Linked DNA regions of Homo sapiens: region 2 is linked to region 1. Evidence: chromatin contacts called from ENCODE Hi-C or POLR2A ChIA-PET data. All regions are on one chromosome and are shown on one strand. Each heading gives the region's core, a stretch centred on a gene start or an enhancer-like site at or near the end of the contact. The rest is flanking DNA. Distances are from core to core; before and after follow the strand shown. Region 1 holds the start of CCDC14 (coiled-coil domain containing 14). Region 2 has its middle 15 kb from the start of KALRN.

The links. A loop is a pair of places that touch in the nucleus more often than their neighbours do. ChIA-PET counts read pairs that join two places held with the same protein, here RNA polymerase II (POLR2A). Pooled maps may share reads with other maps.
Region 2: a pooled map shows a loop between it and region 1 (3-fold over the local background). The contact joins the enhancer-like site here to the promoter of CCDC14 in region 1. A Hi-C loop is called at or near these places in 1 of 50 pooled maps. POLR2A ChIA-PET finds 5 or more read pairs at or near these places in 2 of 52 experiments (B cell and Panc1).

Annotation. Positions count from the first base shown.
Region 1 is chr3:123,959,252-123,966,210 of GRCh38, reverse strand. CCDC14 (coiled-coil domain containing 14) reads left to right here and starts at 4,982. Exons shown (of 13, transcript NM_001366335.1): 1 at 4,982-5,067. The coding sequence starts at 5,038. RefSeq lists a silencer at 4,664-4,974.
Region 2 is chr3:124,014,641-124,021,361 of GRCh38, reverse strand. No RefSeq gene overlaps it. Among named protein-coding and RNA genes, the nearest start is that of KALRN, 15 kb to the left of the region's middle. Within about 2 kb of position 4,706, at least 2 of the 41 ENCODE cell types and tissues checked have a DNase peak (open chromatin) inside an H3K27ac peak, as active enhancers do.

The DNA of each region.
Region 1 (6,959 bases), core at 3,733-6,232:
ATAGATGTTCACAATAAGAAGCCACCTGCATCTGCTACACTGCCTTACAGATATTTTAATAAAACAAAATTTTAACATTTTAATCACTATTAATGTTTCTCTCTTTGGATCACGCAGAAGTCTTCAGGGTCTGCAGGGCAATAAGTGACTGTCATTGTGCTGTATTAAAATTCACAACTGACCCACAAACATGACACATTGTCCCCAACCATTTCTTCCTTGTGATGGGATCATTCCAAAGGGGGTCCCTTGATTCTTGCTGCCAACAGATCCTTGTCAGACCCATCCCACTGGCTTTCCTATCATAATCAGCAATATCTATACAGTCCTAGCATGACCCCAGTTAAACTGTCAAATGAAGGCCCTTGTAACATATGGTTTGTATTTCTCCTTTAAAAAAATTTTCAGGAAGCAATAAAATCAGGATTTTATAAAGCAAAAACAGTGGGCTCTTTCTTTCCTAAATTAAGCTATTTTGATTAAAGTGAAGACTGCAGATATATAAGCTTCAGTGGGAAATGCAAAGATTATGGCCCAATTCCATTTTCTCTATGCTCCATGCCCTTCCTCTCCTTGATGCTATTCCATCAGGGACCTACCATCCCTAGTTAACCAACTACTTCCAGGATCACCAGGGCCCTGCAACAGAAGGAGCTGGACACCCCAATGTGGAAGGCTGGTTTTGAATTAGGTTAGAATAGGAATCTTAACCTGAAATCCTTGGAGAGGCTCCTGAGTGCCTCTGATAACATTATATATGTAATCATGTCTCCAAAATGTGCTCATTAGCATTTTTCTGAAGAAAAAATTATAAGGCTTTGAGCAATTTCTCAAAGTTGTATATTATCTCAAAAGGCCAAGAACCTTTGGGTTCAAAATAGCCCCAGAGAGCACTAAATGGCTTGAGGAAAGACAACAGCACAGTCTCTCAGATCTTTCCAAGCAGAACTGAGCTCACGCTCCCAACATGTGACTTCTTATCCACAGCCTCTTACTTTTTGAATCTTAGATCCTGGCCATAAATCTGTGTTTTTAGTTTAGATCTTCATATACTTTCAACTTTGGTCATTTCCTATAAACTGGAACATGGTCAAACCTGAACAGAGACTTTCACACTTCAGAGGTGAGCCAATTGGCAAAGTCATTGGTCCAATGTGCTGAATTATGAAAGACTGGATAGACAAGCAGAGTTGTGTATCCATGATACTAGAGGCACTAAACCTCCGGACCAAGCTCAAAGGGCTAGTCCTGGACAATCCTGAGCCTTGGACATTCAAGTAGCTGTCAGCCCCAGTGCACCAAAGCAGTCCAAACAATGGCTGATTCATTGGTTTATTCAACAAATAATTAAGAAATTCCTACAAGTGCAAGGGATTGTGCTAGGCACTGGGGATACTGCTTTGAACAAGGTGAGGTCCCTGCTTTCATAGAGATTAAATTCTACTTAGGAAGACAGATATTACATAACTAAACACAAGTTTATAATTGTGAGAAACGATGCTACTACATAGTAGCATGAGGCACACAGTTAGTTTGCAGGGGCAGGATAGAGAGGCTTTCTTGAGGAAGTAATTTGAGAACAAGTTCGGAAGCCACAGGCAACTCGGAAAGGTGTATCTGCAGCCCACAGGTCTTTGCCACGCTCCAGACTCAACTATCCAGTAGCTAACTTGACATCTTTTCTTGGATGACTCCAAAGTACTCCCTAATTTAATAAATCCAAAAATGACTTTCCTGGTTTGCATTTTTTTCATAATAAAATGTTGGAGAGAAATGAATTCACAAGCTTCCTTCCTAAATGTGGATCTCTCCCACCACCTGCCAAGATACAAAACCCAGAAACCAGGGTCAACAAATACCTTCCCCTTGCCTGACTTTCCAACTCTTATCACCAAGTGCTCTCCATTTTACCTCCTATGCATCTCTCAAATATGTCCTCTTCACCTTCCCTCACCACCACCTCCCTTAGGTCCCCTCATCCCCTCCCAGCTACCAACATATTTCATCTGGACTTCCTATCAGTCTGGTCCTCACAGGGAACAGAAGACAATCTAGATTTTTGAGGACAATTAAAAGGTTTACGGCCGGGCGCGGTGGCTCACACCTGTAATCCCAGCACTTTGGGAGGCTGAGGCGGGCGGATCACGAGGTCAGGAGATGGAGACCATCTTGGCTAACATGGTGAAACCCCGCCTCTATTAAAAATACAAAAAATTAGCCGGGCGTGGTGGCAGGCGCCTGTAGTCCCAGCTACTCGGGAGGCTGAGGCAGGAGAATGGCGTGAACCCAGGAGGCGGAGCTTGCAGTGAGCCTACACAGCACCACTGCAGTCCGGCCTGGGCGAAAGAGCGAGACTCTGTCTCAAAAAACAAAACAAAACAAACAGAAAAAGGTTTACATAATGGACAAGGAAAACAACAAGGGAGTTGAGGCACCCAGGGACTAGCAAACCATTATCACCCCTAAGACTGAAAAGACAAAGGGAAGGACATGTTTTATTAGAGTGTGAGAGGACTGGAGCTCCAGGGGCTCCCCTGATGATGCAGAGGGCCAGTGCATCAGCCAAACGGTGCTGAGAGAGCAGGAATATCCCATTCTCTCCCTCTTCTATTGACTAAACAGAACCTGAAGCTGGAGGGCATGTCTGACTGATGTCAGTCCAAGGGGAGGACAGAGAATGGATGCAGGAGGAGAGAACTTGCTCACACCCATACTTGCCTTTCCCCCAAGCACCCTCTATGCTAGTGATCAGCAAACTTCTTCTGTAAAGGCCCAGATAGTAAATATCTTAGGCTTGGCCGGCTAGACGGTCTCTATCACAAATACTCAACTTTGGCAGTTGTAGCACAGATAATGTGTAAACACATTAGCGTGACTGTGTTCCAATAAAACTTTGTAACACTGAGATGATTTTCAGGTAACTTTTCACATCACACAATATAATTCTTTTGACTTAAAAAAAACTACCTGAAAATGTAAAAACTGTTCTCAGGCTACATCCAAGAATGGCAGACTGAATTTTGCCAGGGACTGTAGATTTCAGATTCCTGCTCTACACTACAGCCATTGATCTTTGTAAAACCCCAGTCAGTTCACTGTGTCCCCTGCTTGAACTTTTATGTATTCCCAATGGCCTTAGGATAATAAGCCAAATCATGTAGTCTATGAGGACTGCATAGTCTGGCCCTACATATATTTCCATCCCCACTGTCTATACTTCAGCAGCAAGGAACTCTCTGGGTTTCTCTTTCTCAACATCATGCTGTCTCCACATCTTTAGAATACTCTGCTCTCCACTCTCTATCTAGTTCATTTGCAGATCTCAGCTCACTGCAACATTATTTATAATAGCAAACAACAAAATGAAACGGGGTGGGGGCATAACATTCCCAACACTAGGGAAGTGAATCATGGAACACCAGGCAGCCATTTTATAATTGTAGACTAATGAGAAACAATGTTGATTAGATATTAAGAGAAAACACGCATGTTACAGTAATACCTATTATTTCATATTGTCGTAATACATTTATACATATATATGTAGGTGGAAAAAATCTTGAAGGGAATGCACCAAGCTGTTCAAAGTGATAACTCATGGGTAATGGGGTTATGGGTGGTCTTTTCCTTTTTGCTTATCTATATTTTCTAAAATAAACATGTATTAAGAAAAATCAATATGAATTCAAAAAATATCAACTTAACTAAAAAAAACCCCTTAATTTCAGGTGAATATGTCAGCAAGTTATGAAGTTATGTGAGGGCTGGGGAAGGAAAGGAGAGGTTTTCACAGTTTGATCTAATTCAAAACTAAATCTGTGAAATACTCATTTCCTAAAATCACTCAGGATAAGTGTGTGATATTTTGGTGGACATATTTTAGTTCCTGGGCTTTGACATTAATTGTAACAGACTTTTAAAGCGTAGCTCTTTTCTCCATTAAAAAGAAATGAGGCCGGGCATGGTGGCTCACCACTGTAATTCCAGCACTTTGGAGGCCAAGGCGGGCGGATCACCTGAGGTCAGGAGTGTGAGACCAGCCTGGCCAACAGGGTGAAACCCTGTCTCTACTAAAAATACAAAAATTAGCCGCGTGTGGTGGCACGCACCTGTAATCCCAGCTCTTCAGGAGGCTGAGGCAGGAGAATCGCTGGAACCCAGGAGGCAGAGGTTGCAGTGAGCTGAGATTGCGCCACTGCACTCCTGCCTGGGTGACAGTTGAAATGGAATAAACTGAGTTATCTCTCTTCAACTTGATTTAAATCATTAACCCAAAACTCAATGCCTTAAAAACCAATGACTAAAATCCTCATTAAAATGAGTGCACATGCCAATACTAAGAATGTTGTGTCATTTTTCATCAAAAGTAATTACCTCAACATAAGAGGAGACAAGTACGCATGGAAGTAAACCCAAAATCCCAACTAATGAACACCGTTCTGAGATCAGTGGCCACAGGGAATAATTCTGCAATTTCCATCACACGCAAAGGTAACAACCCCGAGGTCTTATTTTTATAGAATATCAAGAACAAAATCTTCCAAAAGGCACACGATGCCAAACTAAAAATAAAGAGCGAAAACCCAAAAAGTCGCGCTCAATTCCTTCTGAAACCTATTCGCCTCCTACCCCTGTCCCATCCTCTGGCGCTGGCGGGTCCTCGTCCCCGTTTTCCCCACCGCAAGTCCTGGAACCTCCGCTTAACTCTTTTCTCGGCGGCTCCGCCCCGGCCCCGCCCCAGCCATGCCTTGGCCCCGCCCCGTTCGCCGTTTATTGGCTTCTCCCAACCCCTGCCGGTGGGTGACAAGCCGGGAAGCTTGGAGGGGTCTATTGCGTACGCCCAAGGCGCTGGGCCTGGAGCAGGAGAAAGGGAGTGGAGGCGCGTCGGAGACTATGAAGCGCGGCATTCGGCGGGATCCTTTCCGGAAGCGGAAGCTCGGCGGGCGGGCCAAGAAGGTCCGGGAGCCCACGGCGGTTAATTCTTTTTACCGTGAGGCTTCACTTCCCTCGGTCTGGGCTTCTCTGAGGCGGCGAGAGATGGTCAGGTCTGGAGCTCGACCGGGCCAGGTGAGGGCTGAGGACCTGAGGAGTCCGCTGTGGGGATGGAGAGGGACAGGGGGGTTTTCGGGCCAGGAACTTGTAAAACTCTGCTCGAAAAAAGACAAAGACAATGCGGCGACATTAAAGTGCTGGGACAGAGGTGCAGGGAACACCTAATCTTCCCGTCGTAACACGGCCGCTCGGTCTCTAGATGTTTCTGTTTAAATCGTCGTAGCCCTAGTCTAGAGCGCCGGCTTTGGGGTCAGGCCCGGGTTCGAGTCCCAGCCTTCGCCGCTGCGTCGAGTGACTTAACCTCTCCTAGCTTCAGTCACCTGCAGATTGAGAGTCTACTACTTTTTACTGCTCAGAACTTCCTATTCCTTAGCTGCAAAATAGGCAGAAATAAGCATAAAATCCTGTCTCAAAGAATTGAGAAGGTTAAATAAGAGAACCCGGTAAAAACATCGATCACACAGTTGTTGTAGACATACAACAAAATTTAGTTCCCTTTAAAACACGTAGTTTGCCACCATCTTAATGATAACAGCAGCCAACATTTAGATAGGACTTATGTGGCAGATGCTACTGTAAGTGCTTTTATGTATTACATAGAATAACTCATTTAATAGTCACGATATCCTTATGAGGTAAGTACTATTATCCCTATTTTATATATGAGGAAATCGAGGGCTGGAGGATTCAAATAACTTGGCAGTTACACAGCTGTGGAAACAAGATTCAGACTCACAAAACTGATGCCAGAGTCCATTCTTCTTTTAAACATTTTACCTAGTAGATGTATGACTTTGAACAAACCACTTTTCTGAAATTTAGGTTCCCACCTCACAAATAATAACTCACAGGGTATGGATTAAGTGAAAATGAAAGACCTTAGCACACTGTAAGTCATTCTACAAAGGCAGTATTATCTTGTACTTGTTGGTAGGAGATATGACTACTAAGAAATGCTTATATGATTCTCAAATAGCAAAATTAAAAGTTTAATGATAATAACCTCGTAGAAGTAAGTGTAAAATAAAGCAAACTGATTCTCCTGTATTGTGATTAGGACACTCCTTTTGGAGAGCAGCTTTGCAGTTTGTATCAAGGGTTATTAAATTGCTAATAACCTTTCACCAAATAATTTTCTTTTTAATCCTAAATATAAAAAGGCTGTTTTCAGTAGATAGAAAGGCTTATTCCAGGTTTGTTTTTTTAATTGTGAAAAATATGAAGCAAACCAAGACCATTATTATATTACTTCCACTGAAGGAAATATTATACAACCATTAAAAATTTATGAATATGAAAAAGATTTAAAAGTAGAAAACACAGGATTTAAAATTGCAAATATCTAGGTATTATGACTAAGTAAAAAATGCATATGAAAAAAGATTGGAGGCCCCAATAGCAAAGAACACATCTAGTACCTAGATCTTGGTTTCCACGTACCACTGTCCACTAAGGAGTCATGGCTTCTTGGAGAAATGACCAACTCCAGGGCTGAGCAGGGGTAATATAAGAAGAGCATGGACACATCAAACTAAAAAGCTTCTGCACAGCACAGGAAATGATTAATGGAGTGAAAAGGCAATCTACAGAATGGGAGAAAATATTTCCAAGCCATGTATCTGATAAATAATATCCAAAATACATATAAGGAATTTCTATAACTCAAAAGCAGAACAACACATAACCTGGTTAAAAAACGAAAAAAGGATTTGAATAGACATTTCTCCAAAGAAAATGTACAGATGGCCAGCAGGTATATGAAAAGATGCTCAACATCACTAATCCAGGAAATGCAAATTAAAACCACAATGAGCTATCACCTAACCCCTGTTAGGATGACATTAAAAAAATGAAAACAAGTGTTGGCAAGGATGTGGAAGAATTGGAACCCTTGTACACTGTCAGTG
Region 2 (6,721 bases), core at 3,457-5,956, 55 kb before region 1:
CCCATCTTGTCCTGCCCCCTCCTCAACACACACACACACACACACACACACACACACACACACACACACACACACACCTGCTTCATTCCAGGCACAAGATTCTGCTCTTAATTCTCTCATTTATCCAGCAATCCTTGCCCTGTCCTCATCTCTAGGCTTCTGCTCAAAGGCACAGACCCTGCTAGGTACCTACCCTAAATCCATTCTGCCCCGCCTTGTTACTAACAGAACTATAATAATATTCAGGAGGGCAATATGTCCAGCTACGATGTTCACCTGCCCAGACTCCTTTGCAGCTAGGGGTGGCCATGTAACCTGTTTCTTATCATGAAATACAAATGAAGAAAACGTCTGCTAGGGATTTGGGGAAAATTTTTGCCCTTCTCATAACAGGCTCCACCTTCTCCCCACCCTTCCTTCCTTTCTTTCCTTCTTCACTTTCTTTCCTATCCCTTTTTCTTTCTCCTTTTTCCTGCCTTGTGCACAACATAAGGCTTGAGGTGGAGCAACCATCTTGGGAACACAGATCAACAAAGCCACAAGCTAAGGATGGTGGAGCAGAAAGAGAAAAGAAGCCTAGGGCATTGATGGCTCATTGAAGTTCTGCATTAGCCTTGGGCTTCTTGTATACGTCTCTGTTTAGTTAAGTCCCTTTAGTCAGGTTTATGTAGTGAGTGGCCTAATGCAACTAATTCCCATGCCCTTACTTTCCCTTCTACCTGGAAAGAAATTCTCCCCACCCAATAGCCAACTTTTGAAGTCCTGTACTTTCTTCAAAGCCCACCTTAAATCCTACCTCTTTCAGGTGGACATTCCACAATGCCTCAAAATCAACCTCCCTCTCTCTTGTAGTCATACAGGGCACAACTAAAATCATTAAAATAGTATACCAATATGCTTCATATCATAAATATTCATGTCTGTTTATTCATACATCCTATCCCTAGACTGAGAGCTACTAAGGGCAAGGATCCTTTTTCACTCATTTTGAATGCCCTGCAGCCCCCAGCACAGTGCCCAGAGCAGTCACTCAGTAAAGGATTGTTGAATTTCTTAGACTGCACAAATGTTCCTTCTTTCCCAAGTGTATGCTATGGATCATATTAAAACACCTGGCTTCTATGTAGGTGGGATGGGAAAGTAAATAATTAGGAAAATAAACTTTAGAAATCCTAGTCATGTTTGACCATGTTTTGACAGTTCGAAACTGTGTGGCCCTGCTGCTGACTAATTGCCCAGACATACACAGTAAGGTCAAAAGAAGGGACAGAAATGAGAATGTATAGAAGTCCAAAACTGGTCTATATATCATCAAACTAGTATGCTGGTTTCATCAAACTCAACTTCAAACCGGTATCTATTAGAGGCTGATTTGTATCAAAAGTAGTTAATATAACTTATTACATTGTAATTCCAGTTACACTTATACTACTTATTTAATGCATTTCTTTTGGTTGACAAAAATTTATTGGCCATCTATTATGTGCCAAGTCCAGGTGACCAGCCATCCGTGGTTATCTGTGACTGAGCAATTTCCTGAGACACAGGAATTTTCAGTGCTGAAGCTAGGAGAGCTCCAGGCAAACCAGGATGGTTGGACACCAAAGAAGCTCCGAGCTTGATGCTTGATATAAAGTAGTAAAAAATGTAGATGTTGTCCCTGCCCACGTGGAGCTCTACAATATAGTTGGTTCTTATTTGGTGTTCTTAGCAAGTTTGCATCCTGTAACTGTGTTTTCAAATCATACATGTTAGAGTTTATTTAACAGCAATCAAGGCCATCCAACTCTTCAGGTGCTAACACCATAAATCTCCATAGTACAGTTGGCTGTGTGTGTGGAGGGAAGAAGAAGAACTTTGGAACAGGAGGGTAAGCCGAAGTTCAGTTCATTAATGTGGTCATTGTTCTACCAGCTGTGAATTCCAACCAACTTTAATCACAGCTGGAGCCGGTTGTCTGTTGTTCTCAGATCAGCAGACATGCTCCATCTTCAGGTTCTCAGCCCTCTTTGTGATACTAATTTTGACCTGTTGGTGGGACTGCAGCTTCTTTGGAAAGGACCAGGAAATGTCAACTTTTCCTGGGGGAATGTGGAGGTAATCTGATGGTGGCATCTGCTGTTATGGCCACCACAGCTTGCTGGAGCTGACTTTTTCTTCATCATTTTCTTCCATATTCACTCTTCCTATAGCTGGGTTCTGGGCCCTCCCATTTTTGGCATCTGGATGACCTATTTCCCCTTTTAGAATGCCAGTCCTCCCAGATAGATAATACATACTTCTGAGCTTAATAATCTGAAGATCCTATCCTTCCATAGGAGCCACCTACTCAACAAAGACTGAAGGTCCTGGTTCCTCATGGAGTATTTCTCACTCTGTGGCAGAACTTTTCTCGCTAATCTCCAGCCTTCACCTCTGCTAGGCTTTCATAACAACTTCCATTGATTTTCTACTATTGGCTGGGCATTTTTGCATCCATTATTTTATTTAAACTGGACAACAACTCAAAGTAGATATTGTTATCCTCACTTCCAGATGAAGAAACTGCAGGGCAAAGAAGTTAGGGAACTTTCCCTGGGTCACACATTATAAATGGACAGAGTAGAAATTGAATCTCACTCTATCAGACTCTTTTCTGAGAGTTGACTTGATGACCTGGAAGGGAACAGATCTTGTATGCTTGAAAAGAGCTTGTATCTCTTGGACGCTTGAAAATAAGTGTGAGGAAGATTTCAAGGGAGAAGTAATTTTGTGTCTGTTGACTTCTAAATTTTGCTTAGTGAGGGGGTGGGTGTGCCAGGGAACACTGCAAATCAGGGAGAAAGGCCTGACAAAAACCCTAGTTTACTGCCTTGCGCTAGATCAAATGTTAGTTCATACCTATATGTGAGTTTGTTCTTTGAAGCAATAAGAAATTAACTTTAAAATGGTCTCAGGAGGTTTTTAAAGGACAGATTTTCAACAAATAAAACTAAAATGCTTAATTTCATTTCCATGGAATTTTTATGACAAAGATGCTTTCAGTGATCTGGAGCCACTCTTTAAAAAGATAGAGACCAAGGAAGTTGGAGAGTCTTATCTTTTATATTGAGGCAGCCTCAACATTGAGGCACAGCATTGAAGGTCTCAGAGCCTGACCTCATCACTACCTACCATTAGCACAGTGGTCAGGATAGTCAAGGGATCCCAGAATGAGCATTTACAAATGAGGAAAATGACGCCTATAGCAATATGTCAACAATGTCTGGCAAACAGCCTGGTTTATAATAGGTGCTCAATAATTTTATTGAATAAGGGAATAAAGAAAAAAATAAATGAAACAAGAGATTTTCCAGAAGGTCACACAAACAGGGACAAAAAATCCAATGTTCTAAACCCTCACACCATCTCTTAATCTAGTTATATCATCCTCTGGGTGAGCCTAGCCCACTTTAAAATGGATATTCAGATGTCGGAATGAATAGAGCAGTGTGCCTGACTTAAGTAATATCAAAATTTTAATTAGAGATGTGGAAAAGATGGAGTCGATGAAGCTCCCCTGTTATCCAGAGACCATGACCATTCCGGGTGGTTGGTTTCGTTTCTAATGCACATCTGCTCCACCTCACCAATTGCTTTGCACAATATGAGTTCACATTACAAAGTCAACAATTCTTTATCATCTGCGTGGTCAGTCACCCTTTTGTTGTCCCTCCCTTGTAATTGTTTAATCTGGCCTCCCCTGCCACATTTCTTGGCTGCCTACTCTCCCCGCTCCTGTCAGTCAGGTTGTACTCAGGGAAGGCAAATGCACAGAAAAAGTCCAGAGTCAATTAGAACTAATTAGGTGTTTCATCTGCTGCTTTGGATTATCCGTGCCCTCTATAGACACACAGCATAGGCTGGTTGAACAACCACTCCTGGATTGGGGAGCATTCTAAGATTCACACACAGCTTCCTATTGTCTATGCTAATGGAGGTAAAGGCTGGTGTGAATGTACAACAGAGACATTTAAAAACCAAGGTATAGTTCACACTCATTTTCATTGTACATTTTAGTGAGTGTTTACAACTTTATATAACTGTCCGACCATCACTACAATCAAGGCATAGCATACTTTCAACATCACAAAAAGTTTTCTTGTGCCATCTCAGCCAATCTGCCCCCACCTTAGTCCCAAGCAACCACCAGTCTGCTTTCTGTCACTGTAGATTAGATTTGTCTTTTGTAGGGTTTCACATAAATGGAACCATGGAGTACATATTCACAAGCTATTTTTACTTGACTTTGGAATGGTTTCTCCAATTTCCTTCCCAGTGATGTCTGGTTTAGGCTGATATTAAAATGTGTTCATGTTCCCTACATCCACACTGATTTGACAGGGTGGGCAGAGCTGGGACATGGAAGAAACGTGAGAGGCAAGACGTGGAGGCTGATGAGCATAATTATTGGCAATGAGAAGAATGTTGGCTCTCCCCAGTATTTGTAGAATATGACAAAGCGGTGTGCCCATGTTGTGCCCTGAACCTATTTTCAAGGTCATTCAATACAGAGTCTCCTAAATTTAACTACCTAGGAATTGTGTCTTGCTTTGAATGGACATTTGGAAACTCCAGACTCTAGCCAGCCCCTCTCAGCCACGGAGTCATTGCTCCCCCTGGTGTAAACACAGAGATTTTTTACCCTGTGTCAGGCATTCCCACCACCGCAGCCCTCCCTGGACCACAAGGAGCCAAGGGCAGGCAAGAAAGCTTCAGGCTCCCTCTGGCTGTTGTTAGGTTCCTGGGTCAAAGGCTGAGTTTGTGAACACAGAGAAACACTAAGAGATCAACCGCTTGAGAGAGGACAGGAACAGAGAGAAGGGAAACCCCAGAGACAGAACTAGCTAGACATGCAAGATAGAGAGGTGAGGGGGCAGAGGCACAGCCCAAAAAACAAAGCAAGAAGCGATAGAGGGATGGGTTTTTTCCTCCATTTATGAAACATCCTAAAAATTTACTCCTCTGCCCAAAATAGATTCAGATCCAGGATATGAGAATCCTTGAGAAGTGAATTTTAACATGGGAATGCCGATAAATCTTTTAAACAACTTATACACCTCCAGGTGCTACTGGACCTGCTTAATCTCTTTAAACCTCCAGTAACTCCAACCATGGTGTTTAAAGTCTCATAAATCTGCACTAGCTTAAAATAGGGAAATATAAATCACGTTCAGAAGCTTAGGGGTAAGGACAGGAGACGGGCATCCCAATGCCGTTTAAAACCACAGCACAGGCTTTTCATCAAATTTTTCCAAGAAAAGTTAAAATGAAAAACATTCAGGTTTCTGGGTTGTGGTTTCATAAGTTCTCAATTTGTTCTTTTTCCTTTTTTTCAGGGCGGTGGGCTGGGGTCCAAAGGAGCATTGACTAGCTAGTCAGTTGGAAAGAAAAAAATTGCAAACACCCATCTCACTTAGTCCTTTTACACAAAATAAAACCTAAAATAAAAAATAATGACAAACTACTACCAGAAGTCATTAGAAAACAGCAATGTTTCCGGTAAAGCACCAACAAAAATAATGTCTGGTTTTTGTTAAATTGTTAATTTGTGCCAAAAAATAAAAGTTATAGATACTATTCTACTAATAATAGCTACCTTTTCTTTTTCATTCCTACCACATGCCCAGCACCTACCACTGAGCTGAGGACACACACAACCACCTCCTCCTCATCCCCCTGCTGCAAAGGCTGTCAGACTTTTTCTGGCTCCACATTCGTAATATTTCTCATTACAAGCAGTGATTCTCAATAGCTGTTCGAGAAGGTATTGGAGAAGCCACACTCTCCTAGAAAATCCAGGGGGTACATGAGAGATCCACCAGGGGAAGGCTTTTCTGTGTGAAGAGATTTGGGTACATTATCTAATTTTATCCTCACAGTGGCCCTGTGAGAAATATTATTATTATCTCTGTTTTACAGATGAAGAAGCTAAGGTTCAGACTGTTTAAGTAATTTAACCCAAGTAGCGTGGCTGGTAAATGATGGAGCAAAAATTCCAACCCTGAGTCTGCTTTGGAAGGCCTGATCTTATCCAAGCTGCCATCTACCTTCTGTGGGGCAATGGAACCAGACCACAGAGCATTTGGAAGAATCTCACATATCACACTCTAAGAATTGATATGTTTTCTGCTTCCTCTTTTCTGGCCCAGTCCAGTGATCTTTCAAACCCCAAAGTCTTAGAAAAATCCACTGTGTTAACTGACTCTTTACTGAAACTTCAGTCCTGTAGAGAAAATAAGAGTCTCCAGCTTGTGTCGCTTGCTTCAAGTTCCAGTTGGCCTGCAGGGATGTACCACCAAGTGATCCTGGGAAAACACTGGAACTTTCGTTTCCTTACCTACTAAATAGGGATCTATAAGACCTATCTTTGGGGTTGTTGTGAGGGTTAACATGTGGGAAGACCATCTGGAGCCTGCAAAGCCCAGGCAATTGCTGGGTCATGTGATGAGTATGGTGCCTGAAGTACAATAAAGAGGAAAAGCCTCCCTAAGGTCTGTCTTCACAGAGCAGATATTATGTGGAGGAGAGCACATCCAGCATCCAGCACAGCTCACAAATCTTGGCACAAGCCCCACTGCCTTGGATGTGAGGAGGAAGAAGTAAGAAGAGGAGGAAGTATCTCTCTCCTTTAGCAGCTCTCCAGCAATGTGTGTTTAATGATGCTAACTTATACTGGAGAATCGTCTTAGTTTGGGGTCTT